Linked DNA regions of Homo sapiens: all the other regions are linked to region 1. A link is a loop called in an ENCODE intact Hi-C map of the cell type or tissue named here. Cell type or tissue: mammary epithelial cell. All regions are shown on one strand. Region 1 has its middle 48 kb from the start of MYSM1. Region 2 overlaps OMA1 (OMA1 zinc metallopeptidase). Region 3 holds the start of TACSTD2 (tumor associated calcium signal transducer 2).

Region 1 (4,000 bases):
GCCTAATCAGATTTGGTTAAATAGCATTTGTGGGAGGATGCTCCAGAGAGGTGTTTAGCATAGGTGTGGAGGTAAGGAGTGAGAATGGCGAGAGTTTTGGTTAAAGGGTAGAGTATATGAAGATGTTCATTATGAAAGCAATACACATTCTGTCAACTAAAGGCTGTAGAAGGTGTAAAGGAAGTGAAAATCTACCTTAAAAGCAGTATTCCCTCATTTATTGATCATCAACTTTCCAGTCTTTATGCAAAACCTACAAATTTTTTTTAAAAACCCAACAGAATCATACTGTATATCTTTAACTTCTATAATTCTCATTGAGGACATCTTTCCATGTTGGTGCCTAAAGTCTATTCATCCTTTACAGTAAGTACATAGTATTCTGCAGTATATATTTGTCTTAATTGATTTGATCTGTTTTCAGTTGAACTTCAGGTTGTTTCCATTTTTCTATTAAAAATATATTTTTTCTTTTACACAGTTAATACTTCTCAGAAGAGTCATAGAACCTTAGTTGCTAGATCAACTATGCAGCCTTTAAATTTTGTTAGTATCTGCAGAAAAATTTTTATTCCTATAAGCTAATTTTCCTTAGAGTAGTACAGGCATATTCTGTCTTGTTACAGAACCAGTTTGAACTCAGGCACCTAAATGATAATCATTTAGGTGGCAAAGTACAAGAAATAGTAAATCCAATGCAGGTATTTCTGATTGGGTGGCCCTCCTGGGCAGCTCATCTTCAATAGATTCCTTTCACATTAGTGTTATCCCTTGGAGGACAAGGGGAACGAGGAAGAGTGGAGGGTTACGCACCTGGTACTTAACTACTTGGAAATACATATGGTTTTTGCTATTCCTTTGGGAAGAACTAAACATACGTTCCCACCTGAATGCAAAGGGAGCCGCTAAATGGAGTCCTGATTGGACTGGTACTTCTGCAAAATTCTACATTATGGAAAGGAAATATGAATCGTTGTTAATGACTAGCTATCTCTGCTACAGATGGCTTGGATTGATTTTCTAAAATAGTATAAATTTGTCTTTGCATGGCCTTTAAACTACTGTACTTGAGACCCCATGTTCATGAAGAAAAGTTGACATCAAATTTCTTTGAAACCAGAGCTCTATATTAAAATGGATAACCTATCTCCCTTAATTCAGAGAATTTTAAAGCTGGAAAAAGGATTGTTCAGGCTTACAGTTCTATATTTTAATAGGAAACAGGTTCCCCAAAATGAAGCAAGTTGCCCAAAGTCACAGCCAAGTTTGTAGCAAGATCGCCCCTAGAAAGACCCCAGCTCTGCCACCTAACCCAAGTGCTACTGCACCATCCTTTTGAGTGATGTCACATTATTTTTCAATCTCATAAAGAACTACTTAGTATTTTATGTGAGATTCAAATGTTAATACGTTTTAATTTAAAATGTAATTGTCTCTTTTAGAACTGCAAGATCTTATCAATGCCCAGAACATGATTTTTGTGGAACAGTTGACTAAGGAATTACTATTAGAAGTGCTATAATTAGTGAGACTTTATTCGCTTTATTGGCATTATCTAAGAGTAACAAACCCAAATCCTCGATGTTTGCATGCATGTCCACAAAGCCATGTTCTTCAATAATTGTAATGAAAATGTTAATGCTTACGGCCACTAGAGGGTGCTCTGTCACAGTGTGTCAGCACTACCATCTCAGCCCAGTACTGTTGGCTAGCCTAAGAGGCAGAAAAGACTGCACGTGTAGCTGAATTTGTAAGCACTAACACATTCACTTTTCTAGTTTCTTGACATAGTATGATCTAGGGATGAGTTTCCTTGTTTCATAGTATCCAGGTTAACTATCTTCACTTTTGTTTATAATAGTAACAGCCATCTATTATACATAGATACAGTGCTAAAAATGCTTTACATAACAGTGTCACATTTAGTTTCCACAACAACCTTGCAAGAAGAATCTTACTACCCCCATTTTAAACTTAGCCATAGAGTGTTTAAGTCACTTGCCCAACGTCATGCAGCCAGAAGTGGCAGAGAGAATTCAGATTCATATATAATTCTAAAGCCAGCTCATTAAGCTATTACGTTATTGATTTCAGAGCTGGAAGAAACTTAAGGAACAATTTAGTTTAGTCTCCTCACTTTGAGATGGGAGAACTGATACCCAAGTCCAAGTCACAGACCCAGTCAAAGCCAGATTGGGAAGTCAAAGTGTGTGCATTCCTTATCCTGTGATCTTGGGTCACGCCTCATGGCAATTCTTGCCTTCTCTGAGCAACAAAAGAAATCCTGTGCTCGTAGGTCCTGTGTCATGCTTTACCCAAACATGGTAGATGATATACCAAGGGATTGTCTTTGTTACCCAGACAACAGAAGGAATGGACCTTATGGATAGAAATTTTGCTCTGACATGGTTCTCTATTCTCTATTTCATAAGAGCCTCTTGCATTGTCACAGGTAATTAATCTTCCTGCTTCCAACAGGTCCCCCTCCATCCTCTACACTGAAGCCGAGGGATTTTTTTTTTTCTTCACGAAGCATAAATCTGAGCACATCATTTCTGTGCTTAAAGCTTTTTTTTTTTTTTTTTTTTTTTTGAGATGGAGTCTTGCTCTATTACCCAGGCTGGAGTGCATTAGTGTGATCTTGGCTCACCACAACCTCCGCCTCCCAGGTTCAAGCCATTCTCCTGCTTCAGCCTCCTGAGTAGCGGGGATTACAGCCGTGTGCCACCATGCCCAGTTAATTTTTGTATTTTGAGTAGAGATGGGGTTTTACCATGTTGGCCAGGCTGGTCTTGAACCCCTGACCTCGTGATCCACCCGCCTTGGACTCCCAAAGTGCTGGGATTACAGGTGTGAGCCACCGTGCCCCGCTGCTAAAAGCTTTTTAATGGCTTGGCGAGTTTTCTGCACCACTCCTGACGCGGAAGCGCAGAAGACCCTTACTTACGATGCACCCCTCTCTAGCCTAACCTCCTGCCACTCCTGCCTTCAAATACAAATACACACACACACACACACACACACACACTCCTGCCTCTGCTTTTTGCCCTAGCCACTCAACCCATTTCAACTGCCCATCTTGGATTAGACAAATCCAAAATGGGCAGCTTCACCCCTGCAGGCTCACCCCTTTCCCCATGCTTGAACAACACCCTTCCTGGTCCCAACCTTCTTCAAATTCAGCTCAAACATCACTTCCACCTGGAAGCCTGCCTGCCTTGAGTCTTCATTCACTCCAGATGGGGTTGATTGGGCCCCTCTCACACCCTGTTCTTATCTCGGCCCCAGTCACACTGCCTTCTGCTTGTCTCTTTTCTTTCCTACTACTTCTATGAGACGGAGCTTCTGAAGGGCTTGGACCCTGCCTTCTCACACTTCATATCCCCAATGCCTAGTATAATACCTAGCATAGATTAGGAAGGCACTTAATTGATGGCAGCTTGATGAATGGATAAATAATTGAATAAGTGAAAGAAAGCAAAAAGAAAGAATGGAAGGCAGATTCTTGGGGAAAAATCAGTTCTATGACAATCAGTTGCTGGATTTCCTGTGAGGAGTAGAAAACAACTGAGACAAAGCTGTTTGTTCTGAAAAACAAGCCCCAGAGTCTAGGTGGGAGCTGAGAGCCCCGGAGAAGCCACATCTCTTCATTATCTTAAGTGCAATGAGCACTTCAAGAGACATGAATCAACTGATTAGCAAGGGCAGCCTACTCCAGGAGAGGTATTCTCTTGCAATTTTCTCAAAAACACAAAGGCAGGTGAGATTATAACACTATAAACATAATTGCATTTTCTAATCAAAAGTGCAACATAACTTGGGTAATTATGAGGCGTCAGCGGTGTTACCACTTTATATCCTGAGTATTTTTATCACTACGAGTTGGGTAGCAACTGCTCAAACATTTTCATCCATCACCTTGTGTTCTCTTCTGTGGGGTTCATACATGGAAAACAAAATGAAAAAAAAAACCAAAAAACAGAAAAAACAGGCAAAAGGG
Region 2 (4,000 bases), 140 kb after region 1:
ATAATTTTAACAAAGTTTGAAGTATTATGAATTGGAGATACAGGAAACATTCATTCCATGGGAGAATGTAGCAGAGATGTAACTTGAGGGATCTCTCAAGTTACATCAAATTACATAGGAAAACTTAGTCTTGGGATTAGACTGAGAAAGAAATAGATAAAATGGAGATCTGAAAGATAAATAGTAATTATCCTGATGAAGATGTTGATAGGTGTAGTGTTTGGCATGGTGTGTTCAAAGGCAAGAGAAACAATGGCTTATTCCAGGAATTGAAAATTTGTTGTGGTTAAAATGTCAACAGAATTCAAGAGCACCAATGGCAACAGATAAAACTGAAGGATAGGCAGAAACTTCTTTATTAGCAATTTTAAGGATTTTACACCTTGTCTAGCATAGGGGTCAGGACTTTGGGTTCAGTAGTCCAGATGTGTGTTTGAGCTCTTGTCTCCTCCACATGACTGTAGCAAATCACTTAACCTCTTCAAATCTGTTTTGTAGTCTGACTAGTGAGAATCATGATAGTACTTCCATCAAAGAGTTATTTTGGGTATCCTGGACTTGATTCTTATTTGTGGCTTGTATCCTTTTTTTGGACCTTGATGCATCAGACTCCCTTGACTTCTTGCCATTGTAGCATTCAAATCATGTCAACATAATCCTCCTTTTCCTAATTCTCTCCTTCCTAGGCAACCTTCTGATTACAGCCTGGCTTCCTCTGTAGCATGCCTAAAAGGGAGAGAAAGTCCTGACCCAAGGACATAGATGCATGTGCTCTTGCTGGTTTGGGCAGCTGTAGTTATCTCTGTAAATTAAGAAGTTGGCATTCTGATTTTATGTCAATCTTGTGAGCTTGGTTACTGGGAACTATTTCTGAGAGATGGTTCTATTGGTCATATGCAGTCCCATTGGATTTATGAGGTTTCAACGTGCAAAATTCACAAAAACGATGTTACTCATGAAGCCTCTTTCAAAGTAGGCAGCCCACTTTCCCTAGGGTTCTCTGCTGCTCCTCTGCTACTGGCTATGAGTGATTTTATTGTGCAAATTTATGTTTTTATAGGAGTTCTTTTAATTTTTCATTTGGAAGGCATTTGTCGTTATATAAATTATCAGAATGATTAATATAGAATTAATAATCACTGGTAAGACCAACATGTAAATTAAGCATAGAATAACAAGCTGTTCAGTCTTCAGCTGACAAAAGAGGTCCTGTTAAGTATTTGATCTTTTGGGGTATGAATATTCATTTGTCACTGTAAAGAGCTTTTGACACTTTGCAGTCATTATAGAAATGACTTTTTAAAAATTTCACAAGCAACTAAACTATCAGTTTTAATTTTTTCGTAACAGTTTCTTAAGTTTGGAAAAGAAAACTGATATTCTTTTAGTGGTTCTGAACTGGGCTAGCCTTCTAGGATGACATGGTGTATGATTGTTTTTGATTGTCATAGTTATTGGGGAAGTGGGGGGAATTATTGATGTTTAATGTGAGGGAAAAGGGGATAATAAATATCCTATAGTGGCCTGGAAAGCACTCACTGGGAGTAATCCCCAAAGCCTGTTAAGTGGCCCTTTTGGGAAACGTGGCCTGCTAGTTTCCTCAAGTAACCTGAGATAACTGTGCCAATAGCACCATCTAGTGAGGGCATTAGGTAATAAGCAAAATCTATTTTTCATCACAGAAATGAGAAAATTTCAAATTCTAAACTTTATTTAAAATAGTACCTTGTAGAATCATAGACTTTTAGAGCAGGAAAGAAAATTGGAGCTAATTTAATCTACCTTCTCATTTTACAGATAAGAAAACCAGAGTCTAAAGATGTAAAGTGATTTATCTAATAACCTATACCTAGTTAGTAGGAAGACCCTTAGTTCTTATTTTTCAGGTTAGTATTCTGAGCTTTCATCACAGCAAAGTATCTTTGCGTTTTATTTGGGTTACTGTTTTAGGTTCTTTGCTTAATGATTCTTTTAAGAAAGAAAAGAATCAGTAAGTAAGGAGACCATCTTATTTAATAGGTATGTTGTAAAGTAACTTTCATAATGCATACATTATTTGGAACTTAATTTTATCACCCAGAAAAATGAGACAGGCTTGTGTGTATTCATCTGATTTTTCATTGCTATGATTTCAGCTGTTGAGTCTTATGATAAAACTTTACCTAAGATAGAGGGAAAAAAGTAACATGAAAATTTATTAAAACTTAATTTATTATATTGATTGGTGAAATGACCTGCTGGCAATCAAAAGATGCAGAAAATTGAGCAAAAAATTAAGATTAAATGACCAACATATGTCTTTCATTTTTATGTTGGAGCACATGAAGTATTTTTGATAAGTTTTCTCTTGGTGTGAGGGATTGGCAAATGCTGAGAATGGCTTAGCTGAAATTATCTCAAGATTATGTTGCATTTAGTTGGAAAAGAGCAATTTTAAATTATTTCCTGGAAAAATGTTGTTTAGAGAATAAGTGGGTTACAAAATAAAATGAGCTTTAAGAAGTGATGCCATCAGCAATATTGGAAAATGATGAACCTGTGGAGGTATGTGAGACTGAAATGAACTAGTTTCTGGTAGATGATGACAATGATGATTGTAGTGTATAATAATCAATAACATTTTTAATGTGCTGGGCACTGTCCTGAGTGTATTACATGTATTTATTCTTTTGATCTTCATAACAACCCTGTGAGGTATAGGTAAACCTGAGGGATGGAGGAGTTAAGTAACTTGGCAAAGCTCTCATAGACAGTAAGGTTTCCCTCTCCCAAAGTGGAGGTACATTCATTTCTGAAAGGGAACTTTCCATCTTATATTTGCCTGCTGGAAACAATTTTGGTTTTCTGCAGTATTGCTTCTAAAATAATGATCATTTTTATATCTGTTTTGGTCCCTTTACATCTTATAACAGCCTCAGTGTATTTTTCTAGCTGTAGGAGCCCAGCTCCCCCTGCCACAATCCTTTGTAGTATTGTCTCAGATGATTATTTTACCTATCACATGTCTATGTGGAATACAGGAGAGGATGCTACAATGACTGGGACAAGTGTAGGGTGTTAATGGTTTCCTAAAAAAAGATTCAGATTCATTCAGTGTCAGGATTTACCTTTGGAAGGGGGTGATGGCTAACAGGAGCTTTGTTGGAGTGTCTAGTGAATACAGACAGCAAAATTCAGAGATACTTTTCATCTTTGCATTTCTAATGAAAACGTTGGCTACAGGTAACGGTACAGTTAGGCTTTTACTTGGTCTAGATCTATTTATACATATTTCTCTAGTATTGTTTTGGCATTGGGAAATGGTGAAATTATAAGAACAATTTTTATACTGCTGTATTCTTTATGAATATCATATCCCACTGAATTTATAATTTAATAGTAGCAAATTCTTTCTCAATATGTTCCTTAATGCATATTCATATACATTTATATTCTCTGGATTGTACTAGAACCTTCTTGTAAATTCATGACATCATCACTTAGGACCAAACATAGCATTTTGCAATTACCATAGGCCTCCAGTTGCTCACCAGGGGAAAGGAAGGTAGAAATAGTGTCCACTATGTTCTGAGTCCTGGAATGGCTGCTTTGCAAGAATTATCACATTTTAACTTGACAATTCACTGCTTTAATTTAGTTTTACAGATGCATCTGAGACTCCTAGAGACTAAATTATTGACCCAGGGGCAAAAACTCTGTCACCAGACTACTTGTGTTCAAATTATGGCTCTGTCACTTACTAGCTGTTTGAGCTTTGTCAAGTTATGTAGTCACCATGGATCTTGGTTTCTTCATCTAATCTGTAAAGTGAGGGTCATAACAGTACTTACCACATGAAGTTGTTATGAGGATTAAATGAGTTAATATAATGTGTTAATATTTGTAATACACTTAAAACAATGCCTGGCATGTGGTGTCATATAAGTGACTGTTAATAAATAAAATAATCAGTATTTTGAACCCAGATATTTCTGATTCTAAAACCTGTAGTCTCTCCATT
Region 3 (4,000 bases), 74 kb after region 1:
AACTCATTGTGGTCTTTGTGTGTGTTGGGGAAAGCCTGGCAGAACCAGAGAATTTAAGCAAGTGGAGTCTGTGGGGGGAGGGGATTAGGAGGTCATCTTTGCCTTACTCTAACTTCCCCAGAAGATATTGAGGCTGGGCCCCTTCTATTCCTGTCCTCTCAGTACCTAACATAATTGGAAGAAGCAAAGGCTTGGATGCCTCAGAGCACTAGCCCCAGTACCACCCATGTGGGGCTGTTCTAGCTTGGTAGTCAATGACACCATCACACAAATTCCTCAGCCCTGAGAACCCTCTCTCATCAGCTTTCCTCTTGCCAGCCTGGGACCTGATGGAATGGAAAATAGAGAACTCTGCTAGTTATAGAACATTGTGGCTACCTAGTTAATACCTGGAAAAGCAAGAAGAGGGTATATATATTTTAGAAATAAAAGTGAAATCTAATATTTTTACAGAGTCTTAGAGTTTACAAAGCTTTGGCATCTACCATCTCATCTCTTTGTATTTGAGTCTCAGCATAATCTACGAAACAGGCTGTATTTTGCCCATTTGACAGATGGGAGGACAAAAGCCCAGAAAAGTTAATGTTGCCATCCTAGTATGTCTGAGATTAGGAACGAATAGAGAGGCATATCCCTGAGTGTAACAGGGAGGGCCTTATTAGGGAAGGCATCTTGGAGGTGACTCAAGAGCTGAGTAGAAAAACAGAATTATGCACTAAATAAAGAAAGGGAGACTCCAGGTAGGTGACTTTGCAAAGACTTGAAAACATGGACTGCCGGAGAGGTTGGCAGGAGCACGATGATGATGATGATGATGATGACGACGACGACGACAACGATGATGACAAATGACAGCAGCTAACATCTATCCGTTGCTTACTATGTGTAGATACTGTTAGAACAGATACTCTTCAAAGCAGTTTATCTGCATTAACTATAAAACCTACCTTGTAAGGTAGGTACTTTTATTATCCCCATTTTACAGATGACAAAACTAAGGCACAGAGACGTAGCTTGCCTATAACATCATATAGGAATGATCTTAAGGGCTAATATAAGAAGCATGAATTTTATCTGGAGAGCCGAGAGCACCCCCCTCACTCTACTTAACAGAGAGGAGGTGGGCACAGACTTCTGATTTAGAAAGTCTTCTTGGATGCAGGGTGGACCGAGGTCGGAGAGGGGAAAAGAAACTAGAACCTGACTCAGATATCTGTCCAAGGAAGACCTGAACAGAGACAGTGGGGATAGACAGCAGAGGACTATCCCACAATTCCTCATGTTTGTGGATAAGAAATTGTCCCTCACGCGGATCACGAGGTCAGGAGATCGAGACCACCCTGGCTAACACGGTGAAACCCCGTCTCTACTAAAAATACCAAAAAAATTAGCCGGGCGTGGTGGCAGGCGCTTGTAGTCCCAGCTACTCAGGAGGCTGAAGCAGGAGAATGGCATGAACCCAGGAGGTGGAGCTTGCAGTGAGTTGAGATCATGCCACTGCACTCCAGCCTGGGTGACAGAGCGAGACTCCGTCTCAAAAAAAAAAAAAAAAAAAAAAAAAAAAAAAAAAATTCGCCGGGCGTGGTGGCTCATGCCTGTAATCCCAGCACTTTGGGAGGCTGAGGTGGGCGGATCACCTGAGGTCAGGAGTTTGAGACCAGCCTGACCAACATGGAGAAACCCTGTCTCTACTAAAAATACAAAAAAAAATTAGCCAGGCTTGATGGCTCATGCCTGTAATCCCAGCTACTCGGGAGGCTGACGCGGGAGACTTGCTTGAACCTGGGCGGCGGAGGTTGTGGTGAGCCGAGATCACGCCATTGCACTCCAGCCTGGGCAACAAGGGCAAAACTCCGTCTCAAAAAAAAAAAAGAAAAAAGAAATTGTCCCTCACATGTCTCTGCTTCCTCTGTCTGTCAAGGCAGAATATATTTCAATCTTCCTGCCTCAGGAATTGCGTGAAAATTAATGGGACAGAGGCCCAGCTGGCTTTCATCTGCTAAACAACACCCTTGCACGACTGGTGGTGCACATTAAATGCTGAACATATAAAATGTGCTTTGATGGAGGACCTGGGAATAATTATAGCTTGCTAATTATTGTTAATTTTACCACAGCTTTGAAACTCTAGACTTTCTCAATGACTCAAAAAGAGATTGCAACCCCTGTATGCCATGAAACTAGCCACACAGTGGCAGACAAGCAATTTCTCACAGGCTCCATTCTTTCATTATTTACATGGTTCAGCTACTTACGTGGGATACAGGAAAAGAAAAGCAACGATTTGCTGTGTTAGAATCAAATTGTACAAAAAACTCTTTACAGTCTTGCTGGCTCTTTAAGAATTTGTTCCTGTTTGTCTCTTTATAGCCAGTGCACAAATAAATATTATGTGCGTGTGTGCCTGTGTGTGTGCGCTTGTGTGAGGTACAGAAAATTAGTGTTTAACAGAACTTTTAACCCTCTGGACACCAGGATACCTGTGTTTTACCCTTGATATGGTGAGTAACAGAACTGCTTCCCTAACTTCCCTTCAGATTCTGTGTCACTTCGTGTCCACAAACACTTTATTTAAGGTCTCATCACTCCTAGGCAGGGTGCCAAAGACCCCTCTCAGAAATATGAGGAAGTTGATAGCAGTGTGACTTCAGGTCTTTAAGCCTCATCAGTACCACCTATAAAACGGGTCTGATAGTCCCTACCTGTCAGGACTGGTGTTAGGATGAGATAATGTTTGTGAACTGTAAACTATATAAACGTGTGCTACTGTGAGAACTGGACAAAGAAGAGAGGGAGTGAGAGAAATTAAGGGAGGGCTGGGGCTGGGAAAGAACGAAAAGGGAGTCGCGTATAGAGGAGAGCGCGACAGTCGCGAGCCACACTTTGCAATGAAACTCTTTAGACTTTCTGCCGGGAGAGCGGCCCAGACGCGCCAGGTCTGTAGCAGGAGGCCGCGCCGAGGGCGGGTCCCCAGAAGCCTACAGGTGAGTATCGGTTCTCCCCTTCCCGGCTTTCGGTCCGGAGGAGGCGGGAGCAGCTTCCCTGTTCTGATCCTATCGCGGGCGGCGCAGGGCCGGCTTGGCCTTCCGTGGGACGGGGAGGGGGGCGGGATGTGTCACCCAAATACCAGTGGGGACGGTCGGTGGTGGAACCAGCCGGGCAGGTCGGGTAGAGTATAAGAGCCGGAGGGAGCGGCCGGGCGGCAGACGCCTGCAGACCATCCCAGACGCCGGAGCCCGAGCCCCGACGAGTCCCCGCGCCTCATCCGCCCGCGTCCGGTCCGCGTTCCTCCGCCCCACCATGGCTCGGGGCCCCGGCCTCGCGCCGCCACCGCTGCGGCTGCCGCTGCTGCTGCTGGTGCTGGCGGCGGTGACCGGCCACACGGCCGCGCAGGACAACTGCACGTGTCCCACCAACAAGATGACCGTGTGCAGCCCCGACGGCCCCGGCGGCCGCTGCCAGTGCCGCGCGCTGGGCTCGGGCATGGCGGTCGACTGCTCCACGCTGACCTCCAAGTGTCTGCTGCTCAAGGCGCGCATGAGCGCCCCCAAGAACGCCCGCACGCTGGTGCGGCCGAGTGAGCACGCGCTCGTGGACAACGATGGCCTCTACGACCCCGACTGCGACCCCGAGGGCCGCTTCAAGGCGCGCCAGTGCAACCAGACGTCGGTGTGCTGGTGCGTGAACTCGGTGGGCGTGCGCCGCACGGACAAGGGCGACCTGAGCCTACGCTGCGATGAGCTGGTGCGCACCCACCACATCCTCATTGACCTGCGCCACCGCCCCACCGCCGGCGCCTTCAACCACTCAGACCTGGACGCCGAGCTGAGGCGGCTCTTCCGCGAGCGCTATCGGCTGCACCCCAAGTTCGTGGCGGCCGTGCACTACGAGCAGCCCACCATCCAGATCGAGCTGCGGCAGAACACGTCTCAGAAGGCCGCCGGTGACGTGGATATCGGCGATGCCGCCTACTACTTCGAGAGGGACATCAAGGGCGAGT

The links. Hi-C counts contacts between places; a loop is a spot of excess contacts. Peaks named below come from ENCODE experiments on the same cell type or tissue, not always from the same donor. Only the 100,000 strongest peaks of a DNase experiment are listed, where the experiment ranks them.
Region 2: it touches region 1 in a loop (14-fold over the local background); 100 of 110 quality-filtered maps call a loop at or near these places.
Region 3: it touches region 1 in a loop (5-fold over the local background); 16 of 110 quality-filtered maps call a loop at or near these places.

What each region holds. Positions count from the first base shown.
Region 1 is chr1:58,650,436-58,654,435 of GRCh38, reverse strand. No RefSeq gene overlaps it. Among named protein-coding and RNA genes, the nearest start is that of MYSM1, 48 kb to the left of the region's middle. RefSeq lists an enhancer at 1,505-1,799. In mammary epithelial cell, a CTCF peak has its summit at 1,665 (motif pointing right); a DNase peak (open chromatin) is centred at 1,685; H3K27ac peaks cover 601 bases.
Region 2 is chr1:58,513,630-58,517,629 of GRCh38, reverse strand. The region is part of intron 7 of OMA1 (OMA1 zinc metallopeptidase); the gene reads left to right. It also overlaps a transcript of DAB1 not described here. Among named protein-coding and RNA genes, the nearest start is that of OMA1, 31 kb to the left of the region's middle. In mammary epithelial cell, a CTCF peak has its summit at 1,633 (motif pointing left); no DNase peak of the experiment used is centred here.
Region 3 is chr1:58,576,457-58,580,456 of GRCh38, reverse strand. It overlaps TACSTD2 (tumor associated calcium signal transducer 2), which reads left to right and starts at 3,205. Exons shown (of 1, transcript NM_002353.3): 1 at 3,205-4,000. The coding sequence starts at 3,301. RefSeq lists enhancers at 3,047-3,741, 3,742-4,000. In mammary epithelial cell, a CTCF peak has its summit at 2,240; a DNase peak (open chromatin) is centred at 3,056; H3K4me3 peaks cover 1,613 bases; H3K27ac peaks cover 2,753 bases.